Linked DNA regions of Homo sapiens: region 2 is linked to region 1. A link is a contact called in ENCODE Hi-C or POLR2A ChIA-PET data. All regions are on one chromosome and are shown on one strand. The core of a region is the stretch at or near the end of the contact, and the rest is flanking DNA. Distances in the headings are between cores, read along the strand shown. Region 1 holds the start of LGALS14 (galectin 14). Region 2 holds the start of CLC (Charcot-Leyden crystal galectin).

Region 1 (5,957 bases), core at 1,149-3,648:
ACAGGAGCAGAAAAAATAACTATTGGGTACTAGGCTTAGTACCTGGATGTGAAATAATCTTTACCGCAAACCCCATGACACGAGTTTCCCTGCATATGTACCCCTGAACATAAAATAAACGTTTAAAAAACAAAGAAAAAAACCAATGTCACCTTTCTTCTGGAATCTGCAGGAGAAACAGTGTCTCTGAAACTTTGATTCACATGGACATCAAGAGAAAGGAGAGAGTATTGCTAGAGTCCAGGTGTGGGACAGACAGATGAGAGCAGCCCTCACCTGGTAGAGCCAAAGGGCTTAGCATGGGGCAGGTTCATGCAAGGACGTTCTCTACCTCCCCCCCGGATCATCCTGAGGATCAAGGGCAGTGCTGTCCCAGAATCTTTAAAGGCAAAAAGAACAATTTAAAGGCAGAATGTATGATCTGTAGGTGTCTCTTTCCAATAAGTGTGGGGAAGAGGAATACAGACTACGGGGGTACTGGTCCCTTAGGTGAGGTCTGCACAGCTGGTATGCAGTACCAGCTACTCAGGATACTGAGCTGGGAGGATCACCTGAGCCCAGGAGCCAGAGGTTGCAGTGAGCCAAGATGGAGCCACACCACTCCAGCCTGAATGTCAGAGTGAGACCTGTCTTAAAACAACAACAAAAGGCGAGAAAAGACAAGAACAGAGAACAGATACTTTTCTTTTCTTTTCTTTTCTTTTTTTTTTGAGATGAAGTCTCACTCTGTCCCCCAGGCTGGAATGCAGTGGCATGATCTTGGCTCACTGCAAGCTCTCCCTCCCGCATTCATGCCATTCTCCTGCCTCAGCCTCCTGAGTAGCTGGGACTATAGGCGCCCGCCACCGGCCCGGCTAATATTTTGTATTTTTAGTAGAGACAGGGGACGCTTCTCAAAAGTACACATACAGGTGGCCAACAAGTATATAATAAAAGCTCAATATCACTGAACATTAGAGAAATGCAAATCAAAACTACAATGAGATACCATCTCACACCAGTCAGAATGGCTCTTCTTAAAAAGTCAAAAAAGGACAGATGCTGGCAAGGGTGTGGAGAAAAAGGAGCACTTACAGATTATTGGCGGTGGTGTAAATTAGCTCACCCATTGTGGAAAGCAGTGTGGTGATTCCTCAAAGAGCTTATAACAGAACTACCATTAAACCCCGCAATCCCATTACTGGGAATGGTGTATACACTACTGTATACACAGAAGAATAGAAATTATTCTGCCTTAAAGACATATGCATATGAATGTTCATTGCAACACTGTGCACAATAGCAAAGACACAGAATGAACCCAAATGCCATCAAGGACAGATTGGATACAGATAATGTGATACATATACACAATGGAATACTATGAAGCCCTAAAAAAGAATGAGTTCATGTCTTTTGCAGGAACATGGATGGAGCTGGAGGCCATTATTTTTAGCAAACTAATGCAGGAACAGAAAACCAAATACTGCATGTTCTCACTTATAATTGTGAACTAAATGATGAGACTCATGGACACCAATAGGGGAACAACACACACAGAAGCCTACTTGAGGTTGGAGGGTGAAAGGTGAGATAGGAGCAGAGAAAATAACTATTGGGTACTACGCTTAGTACCCAGGTGAAGAAATCATATGTACCACAAACCTCATGACATGACTTTATCTGCATATGTACCCCTGAACCTATAATAAAAGTAAAAAAAAAGAAAAAAGAAAAAAAATCTCATCTTTCTCCCAGAATCTGCAGGAGAAACAATATCTCTGAAACTTTGTTTTACATGGACTCCAAGACAAAGCAGAGAATGCAGCTAGAGCCCAGGTATGTGACAGACAGATGAGAGTGACCCTCACCTGGCAGATCCAAGGGGCCTAGTGTGAGGCAGGTTCATGCAAGAACTATCTCTACTTCTCTTCCCAGATCCTCCTGAGGATCAAGGTCAAAAGGATCTGACCCTTAAAGGCCCTCCCAGAACCTTTAAAGGCAAAGAGAAGAATTACCTTCTAGGTCTAACGTCTTTTTCCAAAATTCCCAATTTTTTATTTTTAGTCATTGTACAAATTGAGGAAATGTACACCTTCTGGCTAGATTCTGCATACTGGAGAAAAAGCTTGAGAGGCACAAAGGCTGGGCTTTACAATCCCTACCCCTCACTCCATCATCCTTATCTATGCATTTCCCTGGTAACCCAATCCACAGCCTGGTACCTCCCCCACTGTCATTTCTGCTGCATTACAGACACAGACCTGCAAACATCTATGGTTGTGACAGAGTTTCTTTCTGACACCTGAGTCTTTCTCCTGCTGCACGGAAAGCTTGCTGGGAGGGGCTTGGAATCTGGCATGAAGCCAAAGGGCATCTCTGAGTTGCAGCATTTAAATGATCCCACTCAGAGATTCACACAGAAGACTGGACACAATTCCGAAGAGCTGCCCAGAAGGAGAGAACAATGTCATCACTACCCGTGAGTTGAAAAGTCACAGCCTTCAATAATCTCAAGTCACATAAACCAAGAAAGAAACAGGGGAGGTTTTCTGAGTTGAAAATATGAGCATTCCTACTGTGAATGCATTACCGAGAGTTGTGGGTGTGTAGAAGAGAAACCCTGAGGCTGTGGTATCTGAGATGATTGTGGGTGTAGGCTGTGGACCCTGGACCAGTGTAACCCTCTGTGAGGGTGTGGTGGTGTCTGATGAGAGTGAACTCTGCTGAGATTAAGTGACTTTAGGTGGGAGGTGGATGACCCACCAGGACCGGCAAGTGTGTGAGTGAGTGTAAGGGGGTGAGTGTGCTTTGTCTTCCTGTCTGTGATGTGAGTGTGTGTGGGCACAGCCAGACCAGTGCATGGTCATCTTTATGTGCACAGTGAGCAGGTGTGTGTAACTCAGTGAGTGGCATGGCTCTGTGTGACTATGGGTGTGTGTGCTGGGATGTGACTGGGTATTGAAGGGAAAACATGCACGTGGCCTTCTGTGCATGTGAAGGTTCCTCCCCACACAGCAGCACCTCTGATGAAGCACCTGTGTGTCTTTTCATGTGTGGCAATGTGGATCCCAAGTGGCTTAACTGGTGGGGATCTTGGGGATTGTGAGTTACCAAGGACTCGTTTCAGATCACTTATGAGAGCGAAATATATCATCAGTAGATATCTCTTCCCAGTAAGAGTGAGGAAAAGGAACGCAGATTATGGGAGAGATGGTTCCTCAGGTGGGGACTGCACAGAGTGATCACTGGCTTTTGCCTCCCAGGCTCAGCTTCCCTGTCGCTAGCCCAGCCTGTTCTTCCCATTGTGGAACAGGCGAGTGTGAAGATACTGATTTGCCAGGGAAGAATATTAGAGGCCGTGGTTAAAGAGACGGAATCAAACAAAATATCCACTGTAAGCTCTGTCTGAACTGAGACTAAACTTGTTCCTCCACTCATGAAAGAACAAGCTGTCTGAATTCAGACAGTGCTTACTGTGGACATTACTCAACAAAGCAGCTGGGTTCACTGGTTCATGACTATAATCCCACCAATTTGGGAGGCAAAGATGGGAGGGTAACTTGAGGCCAGAAATTTGAGACCGGTCTAGGCATCATAGTGATATGCTTTCTTTAAAAATCTTTAAATATCTGACTGGCAGAGTGGCAGACACCTTTCACCCCAGCTACACAAGAGGGGGCAGATGTGTGAGGATCACTGCAGTCCAGGAGTTCGATGTTTCAGTGAGCTGTGATTGCACCACTGCATATCAGCCTGGGTGACAGAGCAAGACCCTATCTCAAAAATACAGAAAAATCATCAACCACTTGCAGTCGTCGTAGAAATCAATCATTCCCTCCAGTTATGTCCCTGACCCACAGGCTTCATTTGTGCAAGTACTGGGGCTGTGCTGTCAGTAATGTGTGCCGCTTCTGGGAAGGACGTCCATTGCCCTTGATGATTGTGGTGCGTGTACATCCCACACACAGGGGTTTCCTGTTCTTTCGTCATTTCCCTTTCTCTTTCAACAAGTGTTGTTTCTCACTGGAGTGAATTTTTAAATTCTTTCACCCTCAAGTCTTGTTTTCATTTTCTGAGTTGAAAATAAGGCAGGTCAGTGTTTCAGGAGGACTCCCCTGTTCTGTTAGGTCACCCCTAATTGACCCTATACATGCCAGGGATTAGGGTAAAAGTTTTACCTATATTAACTCCTCTATTACTGAGAACACCCTACAAAGTAGGAATTCCTGATAGTCCTCCTTGTCCTGGGGAAACTGAGGCAGGGAGAGGTTAAGTAATAGATCTAAGATTGCACTGCTAGTATAAGGCAAAATGAGGACTGGAATCCAGGCATCCGGGCTCTTGAACAATTGCTCTTACCTATGGATCCACCATATCTTCAGGAATATGGGGCCCTGACTGTGGTAGGGTGAAAGGGGAGAGGCCTCAGAGTCTGACCTTTGATCTCTAACCTCCTGCACCATGGGAATCTGTTACATAGGGGAGGTTACACCTTACCCTTTAGCTCTCACTCACTCTCCATACCCTGGCAGGTACCATACACACTGCCTGTTTCCTTGCCTGTTGGTTCGTGCGTGATAATCACAGGGACACCGATCCTCACTTTTGTGTGAGTACTCCATGGTCCAATGGAGGGGGTGGAGGAGAGAAGGGAGAATATTTGCTAAGGGTTTAACCTTATGTGTGAGTGATGTGGAAAACTCTAGTTGGCATAATGAAGGCCTCATGCAAGTGCAGGCCCTGGAGACCTTCCAGCAACAGACATGAGACCTGTAGAAACTGCATGCAGGCCAGCCACGGAACCTAGGGGAGGAGAACACTCAGTGGGTTTGGGTTGTGGCTCTTTATTAAAGGGCATAGAATTTTCAGGAAATGAACAAGTCATAGGCCCATGTCACTGACTGGCGCTCAGTTTTTGTCTGGGGATGAGGAACACAGCATCTCCCTGCCTGGGGGCATGAGGAGCTAAAGCGTCCCCACAGGGACCAGGACTGCAGTATCATCGGGGAGACTTTTTGCCCTGGGTAAAGGGGGGAAGGGATTTGTGTGTGTGGCGAGTGTGTGTCTGCACAATGGGGGGACCTGCCCAACATGCTGTGTGCTTTGACCTCAGCAAGGACCCACAGCTGGAGGTGAATTTCTACACTGGGATGGATGAGGACTCAGATATTGCTTTCCAATTCCGACTGCACTTTGGTCATCCTGCAATCATGAACAGTTGTGTGTTTGGCATATGGAGATATGAGGAGAAATGCTACTATTTACCCTTTGAAGATGGCAAACCATTTGAGCTGTGCATCTATGTGCGTCACAAGGAATACAAGGTGAGTACTTCAGGATCTTCCAGCGCTGGAGCTCTGTGGGCTCTTAGAGCAGGAGGCAGCTTTCATTGACCTGGTGCCACCAGTCCCTTGGGGCCCATCTTCCATAACTATTCCTGTTTCAGGTTTTCATCACAGAGCACCCTCTGCTTGCACTGCCATCCTCAGCTCTTTCCCAAATCTGACCAAGATCAAGGTCGGCTCACCTGCCATTTCCTCCAAAGTGGAGAATCTCCTCTGTCTTTTCCCATAGTGCTCATTTCTACTTATGCCATTTTTAAAATTTTCATTTAGCTGAATGTATACTATATACTTAAGAAAAAGGTGGTTTTAATCATTCAAAAATTATGTTTCAATTTTGGGCCCAATTCTACTCATAAGAACACCATTACTAGAGTTCTGCTCTTCTTCAGAAAGAAACTTTTTATTTTTTTATTTTTTTGAGACAGAGTCTCACTTTGTCATCCAGGTTGGAGTGCAGTGGCGTGATCACAGCTCATTGCAAACTCCACCACCCAGATTCAAGCAATTCTCTTGCCTTAGTCTCCCAAGTAGCCGGAATTACAGGTGCATGCCATCACACCTTGTTAACTTTTGTATTTTTAGTAGAAGAAGAGTTTCACCATGTTGGCCAGGCTTGTCTTCAACTCCCGA
Region 2 (6,154 bases), core at 362-2,861, 34 kb after region 1:
GTATTTTTCTTTTTTGAAACAGGGTCACACTGTCACCTAGGCTGGAATGCAGTGGCACCATCAAAACTCACTGCAGGCTGGGCGTGGTGGCTCACGCCTGTAATCTCAGCACTTTGGGAGGCCAAGGTGGGTGCATCACTTGAGGTCAGGAGTTCGAGACCAGCCTGGCCAACATGGAGAAACCCCATCTCTACTGAAAATACAAAAATTAGCCAGGAGTGGTGGCACAAGCCTGTAATCCCAGCTACTCGGGAAGCTGAGGTATGAGAATCGCTTGAACCCGGGAGGTGGAGGTTGCAGTGAGCCGAGATTGCACCACTGCACTCCAGCCTGGGAAACAGAGCGAGACTCTGTCTCAAAAAAAAAAAAAAAAAATTACTGCAGGTTTGAAGGCCTGGGCTTCAGTGAACCTCTTGCATATGCCCCCCAGCAGCTGGAACTACGGTATGCAACACCACATTCAATAAATTTTTAAATTTTTGGAAAGATGAAATCTTGCTATGTCTCCCAGGCTGGTCTACCAGTCCTGGCCTGACATGGGCCTTTCAATTCGGCCACCCAAAGTGCTGAGACTACAGGCCTCAGCAAACATCTTGATGAATATCCACTGTAAGCTCTGCCTTGTACCTTCCTGGTTTTGGGTGATTCAGTCTCTTAAATCAAGTCCCTCAATGTCCTTCTCTAGCATCCTGGCACTCAATGGGAAGGCCAGGCTAGGGTAGGAGACAGGGAGAGACCTGAGGCTGGAGGCAGGAGCCAGTGGTCACTGTGTGCAGATTCCACCTAAGGAACCATCAGCCCCATCGTCTGTTTCTCACCCCCATTCTGCTTGGGAAAAGGCACCTGAGAATTCATGCATTCTGCTCTCATAAATGCTCAGAGATAAGTCCTCGGTAACTCAAGGGCCCCAAGATCCCACAAGTTCTGTCACCGGGGATCCACAGTGATGCACAAGGGAAGTTAGACAGAGTACTGCTATGTGGGGAGGAACCTTCACATGCACAGAAGGCCACATGCATGTTCCCAGTTCAACACCCAGTCACATTCCAGCACACACACTCACAGTCACACAGAGCCGTGCCACTCACTGAGTCACACACACCTGCTCACTGTGCATATAAAGATGCTCATGCACTGGTCCGGCTGTGCTCACACACACACTCACATCACAGTCATGAAGACAAAACACAGTCACCTGATTACAATCACTTACACACCCACCCATATCCTGGAGGGCCATACACATCCCGTCTAAAGTCACATCATTTTTAGCAGAGTTTACTCTCATCAGATACCATCACATGCTCACAGAGGGTCACAATGTTCCAGCATCCACACCCCCTACCCCCCTACCCCAGGAGCATCTCAGATACCATAGCCCTAGGGTCTCTCTTCCACACACCCACAACTCTCAGTAAAGCATTCACAGTAGAAATTTTCATATTTTCATCCCATAAAATCTCCCTCTTCCCTTTTCTGTGTGACCTGAGATTATTGAAGGCTGTGCCTTTTTAACTCACGGGTAGCAGGGACATTGTTGTCTCCTTCTGGGTGGCTCTTCTGAATTGTGTCCAGACTTCTGTGTGAATCTCTGAGCTGCAGAATTTAAATGGCCCCTATCAGCCCTGCCTCTGGCTTTATTCCTGATTCCAAGCCCCTCCCAGGAAGGTTTCCTCACACAGTGAGAAGGGGTGGGGTGTCAGAAACAGACTCAGTCACAACCACACCTGTTTGGAGGCCTGTGCCTGTGATGCAGCAGAAACGACAGTGAGGGAGGTACTGGAGGAGGAAGGGGTCACCAGGGAAATGCACAGATAAAGACGATGGAGTGAGGATGAGTGGTGTGAGTTCCAGCCTCCATGCTTCTCATGAAGCCTTTTCTCCACTGTGCAGAATCTACCAGGAAGGTGTGCGTTCTCCTAACCTGTGCAATGGTAAAAAGCTGGAGATCCTGGGGGCAAGGCACTTGGCTTTGAAAGAAAATCCTCCTCCTCCTTCTCCAGTGGTTCTGGGAGAGCATAGATCTTGATCATTCGCAGGACCTGGGGACAGAAGTAGAGAAAACACTTGTGTCTTCTTTACCCACCCTCAGATCCCTTGGCTCTGCCAGGTGAGAGCCACTCCCACTCTGTCTCTCAGACACCTGGGCTTTAGGTACGCCCTCTTATTTCCCTATTTCTTTTCATGTGAATCAAAATCTGAGGCTGTCGTTCTCCTGCAGATTCTTGGAGAAAGGTGAGATTTCTCACTCATAAGTGGGAGCTAAGCGATGAGGATGCATTAGCATTAATATTAGTTGTGCTTGACCCGACAATAAATTCCACTTTCCCTGATCTAAAACCTTGACAATTCATTTCCAAGCATGCACTCCAAGATTCTGCTCATATAAATCAGCACAATCACACAGTTCTTTTGGTATATAACGTATTTCCTTAAGATTAATTTGTAATGTCATCCCACTGCATTCCTTGGGTTTTGACTCTGGGTATGGACATGGAAGCAATGAAAAGGGTCAGAGGCCACAATTAAGGAGCTTTGGAAACCCCGTTCTAGGCAACCACCCTCACACCCTGCCCAGAACTGTAGCTTGTAAGAAATTACCACAGAAGGGAAAGAGGAACTGCTTTTCCTTGCAACAGATATGCAATAGAATTTTGAGTAATATCCCAGCTATTCATCTGAACTGGGGAAGAAATATCAGTTCAGGGCGTCTGGCCACCTAGTAAGCTGTGGATAAAGATGTTGATGTTATTTACTTCTCAGGCATTCCAGCAATCCTTTCAGTGATGCAGAGAGATTGATCTTCTTTAACTTCCATATCCTCTGCACAATAGCCCATACTTCTGCTGGTTGCAACTATTTCTTCAGAAATCCATTATGCCCTACGACTTGCTTTCAGTCTTTCTTTTCAACTACATCTTTCCAAGCACACACTGTTCCCCCGAAAAACTTTAGGTTTTGTGTATGAAATTATATAATATCTGGGATTTGCTCTAAAATAATCTGGGGATGACAGTTCTCTCCTTTTGCAAACATTTGAAATTTTTTACAGTACAGTTTTTAATTAAGTAGCCAGTACATAGACTATATATAAAAGAAAAACAAAATTATCAGTACTGGCATGGCTATATCTTCAAGAAATGCTGTAGTATGAAAAGGCATGAAGAAAACATGCATAATACGAGACCAATTATTTTAACGACAAAAAAATAAAATTGATCTCATAAGTACACACAAACATTCATAAATGCACTAGAAAATGTCAAAAGAAGGCATTCCTTGTAGGGGGGGACACTGGGTTTAGAAGAAATGAGGTCAAGGTATAAATCTGTAATGTTTGAATTTTACCCACAAGAAGGTATTATATTACTTAAATGATTTGTATAAACATTTTAAAAATAAAGGTCATAATACAGTTAAAATTTTTAAAAAATTTAATCACAGTTTGGAACCCAGCAACCATGCTTCTTGTTACAGAGCACTCTTTCTATTTTGTGTTCTGTTTTTCCTGTTCCTCCAGCGATGTTCTAACACTCTATACAGCAAGGTGGGTTTGCTCAGTCACCTCTCTATCCTGGAACATCCCTGCACCACATAAATTGCCTGTCACAAGGTAAGTGCTCAATAAATATTCATTGAATGCATAACTTTCAGTGCCATGGTTTTATGCCATGTAGTGATAACCGGTGTTTTCTTTTAAGAAGATCCGCATTTATTCCCTTTCTCCTTCCCTCCCTCCCTTCCTTTCTTTTATACAGAAACATCAGTGTGATTCCTGGCCTTTGTCTTTCCATCACACTCTTCACATGACTGACAGGACAACCCCATGCCTCTACTCTCACAGAATAGCCATAGCATGGCCACTTCTCATTGTCTGCCAGTTCACTGACAGCAGCTTTGTGTTTACTACTAAGTGTCTGGCTCACAGCAGATGCTCGATAACTCCATTTCTAAGAAATAAATATCTCTTCCTGTAACTTCTTCCTGCAATTCAAACCAGAGAGTATTTCTCAGGAATTATCAGTTGATTGAGTGGCAAGGTATGTCTGGACTATGCATTTCATTTGAATCTATTAATAGTTTTATGGCTAGAAGAGAAAATGAAACAAAAATGGATTTTCAGCTGGGTGGAAAAGTTCAGTCAGTAGAACAAGTGAGGGAACATTCTGGGGAACAGATGCAGAGTGTGGGCAGGCTGTCATTATGAGTGTGACAGTGTTTACCAGCTGAGCTGACCTTTGTTCTGATGAAAATCTTGTAATTCACTATCCAAATATCAATTATATCTTTGACATACAAAAAAAACCATCGTATCATTCTTATGCCTTTGCATCCTCATAGCTTAGCTCCCACTTATGAATGATAACATACAATGTTTGGTTTTCCATTCCTGAGTTACTTCACTTAGAATAATGGTCTCCAATTTTATCCGGGTTGCTGCGAATGCCAATAGTTTGTTCCTTTTTATGGCTGAGTAGTATTCCATGGTATACATATACACCACAATTTCTTTATCCACTCGTTGATTGATGGGCATTTGAGCTGGTTTTATATATTTTCCAATTGCAAATTGTGCTGCCATAAACGTTGTGTGCAAGTATCTTTTTAAAATAATGACTTATTTTCCTCGGGGTAGATACCCAGTAGTGGGATTGCTGGATCAAATGGTAGTTCTACTTTTAGTTTCCTGAAGGACTCTCCACACTGTTTTCCATAGTGTTTGTACTAGTTTACATTCCCACCAGCAGTGTAAAAGTGTTCCCTTTTCAACGCATCCCCACCAACATCTACTATTTATTTATTTATTTTTTTATTTTGGCCATTCTTGCGGGAGTAAGGTGGTATTGCATTGTGGTTTTGATTTGCATTTCTCTGGTCGTTAGTGATGTTGAGCATTTTTTCATGTGTTTGTTGGCCATTTGTTTATCTTCTTTTGAGAATTTTCTGTTCAGGTCCTTGGCCCACTTTTTGATAGGACTGTTTGGTTTATTCATGATCATTTGTTTGAGTTCCTTGTAGATTCTGGATATTAGTTCTTTGTTGGATGTAAAGGTTGCAAAGATTTTCTGCCACTCTGTGAGTTGTGTGTTTACTCTCCTGATTGTTTCTTCTGCTGTGCAGAAGCTTTTTAGTTTAATTAAGTCCCATCTATTTATCTTTTTGCTTTTGTTGCATTTATTTTAGAGTTATTGGTCATGAGGCCTTTGCCTAAGCCAATGTCCAGAAAGGTTTTTCTGATGTTATCTTCTAGAATTTTTATAGTTTCAGGTCTTAGATTTAAGTCCTTCATCCACCTTGAGCTGATTTTTCTATGAGTTGGGAGATGAGGATCCAGTTTCATTCTTCTACATGTGGCTTGCCAATTATCCCAGCACCATTTGTTGAATAGGGTGTCCTTTCCCCACTTTATATTTTTGTTTACTTTGTCAAAGATCAGCTGGCAGTAACTATTTGACTTTATTTCTGGGGTTTCTATTCTGTTCTATTGGTCTATGTGCCTATCTTTGTACCAGTACCATATTGTTTTGGTGACTATGACCTTATATTAACAGTATAGCTTGAAGTCAGGCAATGCGATGCCTCCAGATTTGCTCTTTTTGCTGAGTCTTGCTTTGGTATGTATACTCTTTTTTGGTTCCATATGAATTTTAGGATTGTTTTTCCTAGTTCTGTGAAGAATGATGGTGGTATTTTGATGGGAATTGCATTGAATTTGTAGATTGCTTTTGGCAGTATGGTCATTTTCATAATGTTGAAATTTTCACATGGGATGCTAGAGCATGGGATGTGTTTCCATTTGTTTGTGTCATCAACAATCTCTTTCAGCAGTGTTTTGTAGTTTTCCTTGCAGAGGTCTGTCACCTCCTTGGTGAGGTATATTCCTAAGTATTTTATTTATTTTATTTTTGTGGCTATTGTAAAAGGGGTTGAGTTCTTGATTTGTTTCTCAGTTAGTTGCTGTTGGTGTATAGCAGAACTACTAGTTTGTGAACATTAATTTTGTCTCCTGAAATTTTGCTGAATTTATTTTTCAGTTCTAGGAGCTTTTTGGAGGAGTCTTTAAAGTTTTCTAGGTATACAATCTTAGCATCAGCAAACAGCGACAGTTTGACTTCGTCTTTACTGATTTGGATGCCCTTTATTTCTTTCTCTT

Evidence for each region. A loop is a pair of places that touch in the nucleus more often than their neighbours do. ChIA-PET counts read pairs that join two places held with the same protein, here RNA polymerase II (POLR2A). Pooled maps may share reads with other maps.
Region 2: a map of GM12878 shows a loop between it and region 1 (2.1-fold over the local background). The contact joins the promoter of CLC here to the promoter of LGALS14 in region 1. A Hi-C loop is called at or near these places in 4 of 168 maps with a recorded cell type or tissue (GM12878, naive thymus-derived CD4-positive, alpha-beta T cell and transverse colon), 12 of 37 single-sample maps with no recorded cell type and 7 of 50 pooled maps. POLR2A ChIA-PET finds 5 or more read pairs at or near these places in 4 of 52 experiments (OCI-LY7, Panc1, SK-N-SH and 1 more).

What each region holds. Positions count from the first base shown.
Region 1 is chr19:39,702,083-39,708,039 of GRCh38, forward strand. It overlaps LGALS14 (galectin 14), which reads left to right and starts at 2,399. Exons shown (of 4, transcript NM_020129.3): 1 at 2,399-2,461; 2 at 4,515-4,591; 3 at 5,096-5,306. The coding sequence starts at 2,447. RefSeq lists enhancers at 2,306-2,435, 2,456-2,545.
Region 2 is chr19:39,736,418-39,742,571 of GRCh38, forward strand. It overlaps CLC (Charcot-Leyden crystal galectin), which reads right to left and starts at 1,612. Exons shown (of 4, transcript NM_001828.6): 1 at 1,521-1,612. The coding sequence starts at 1,535.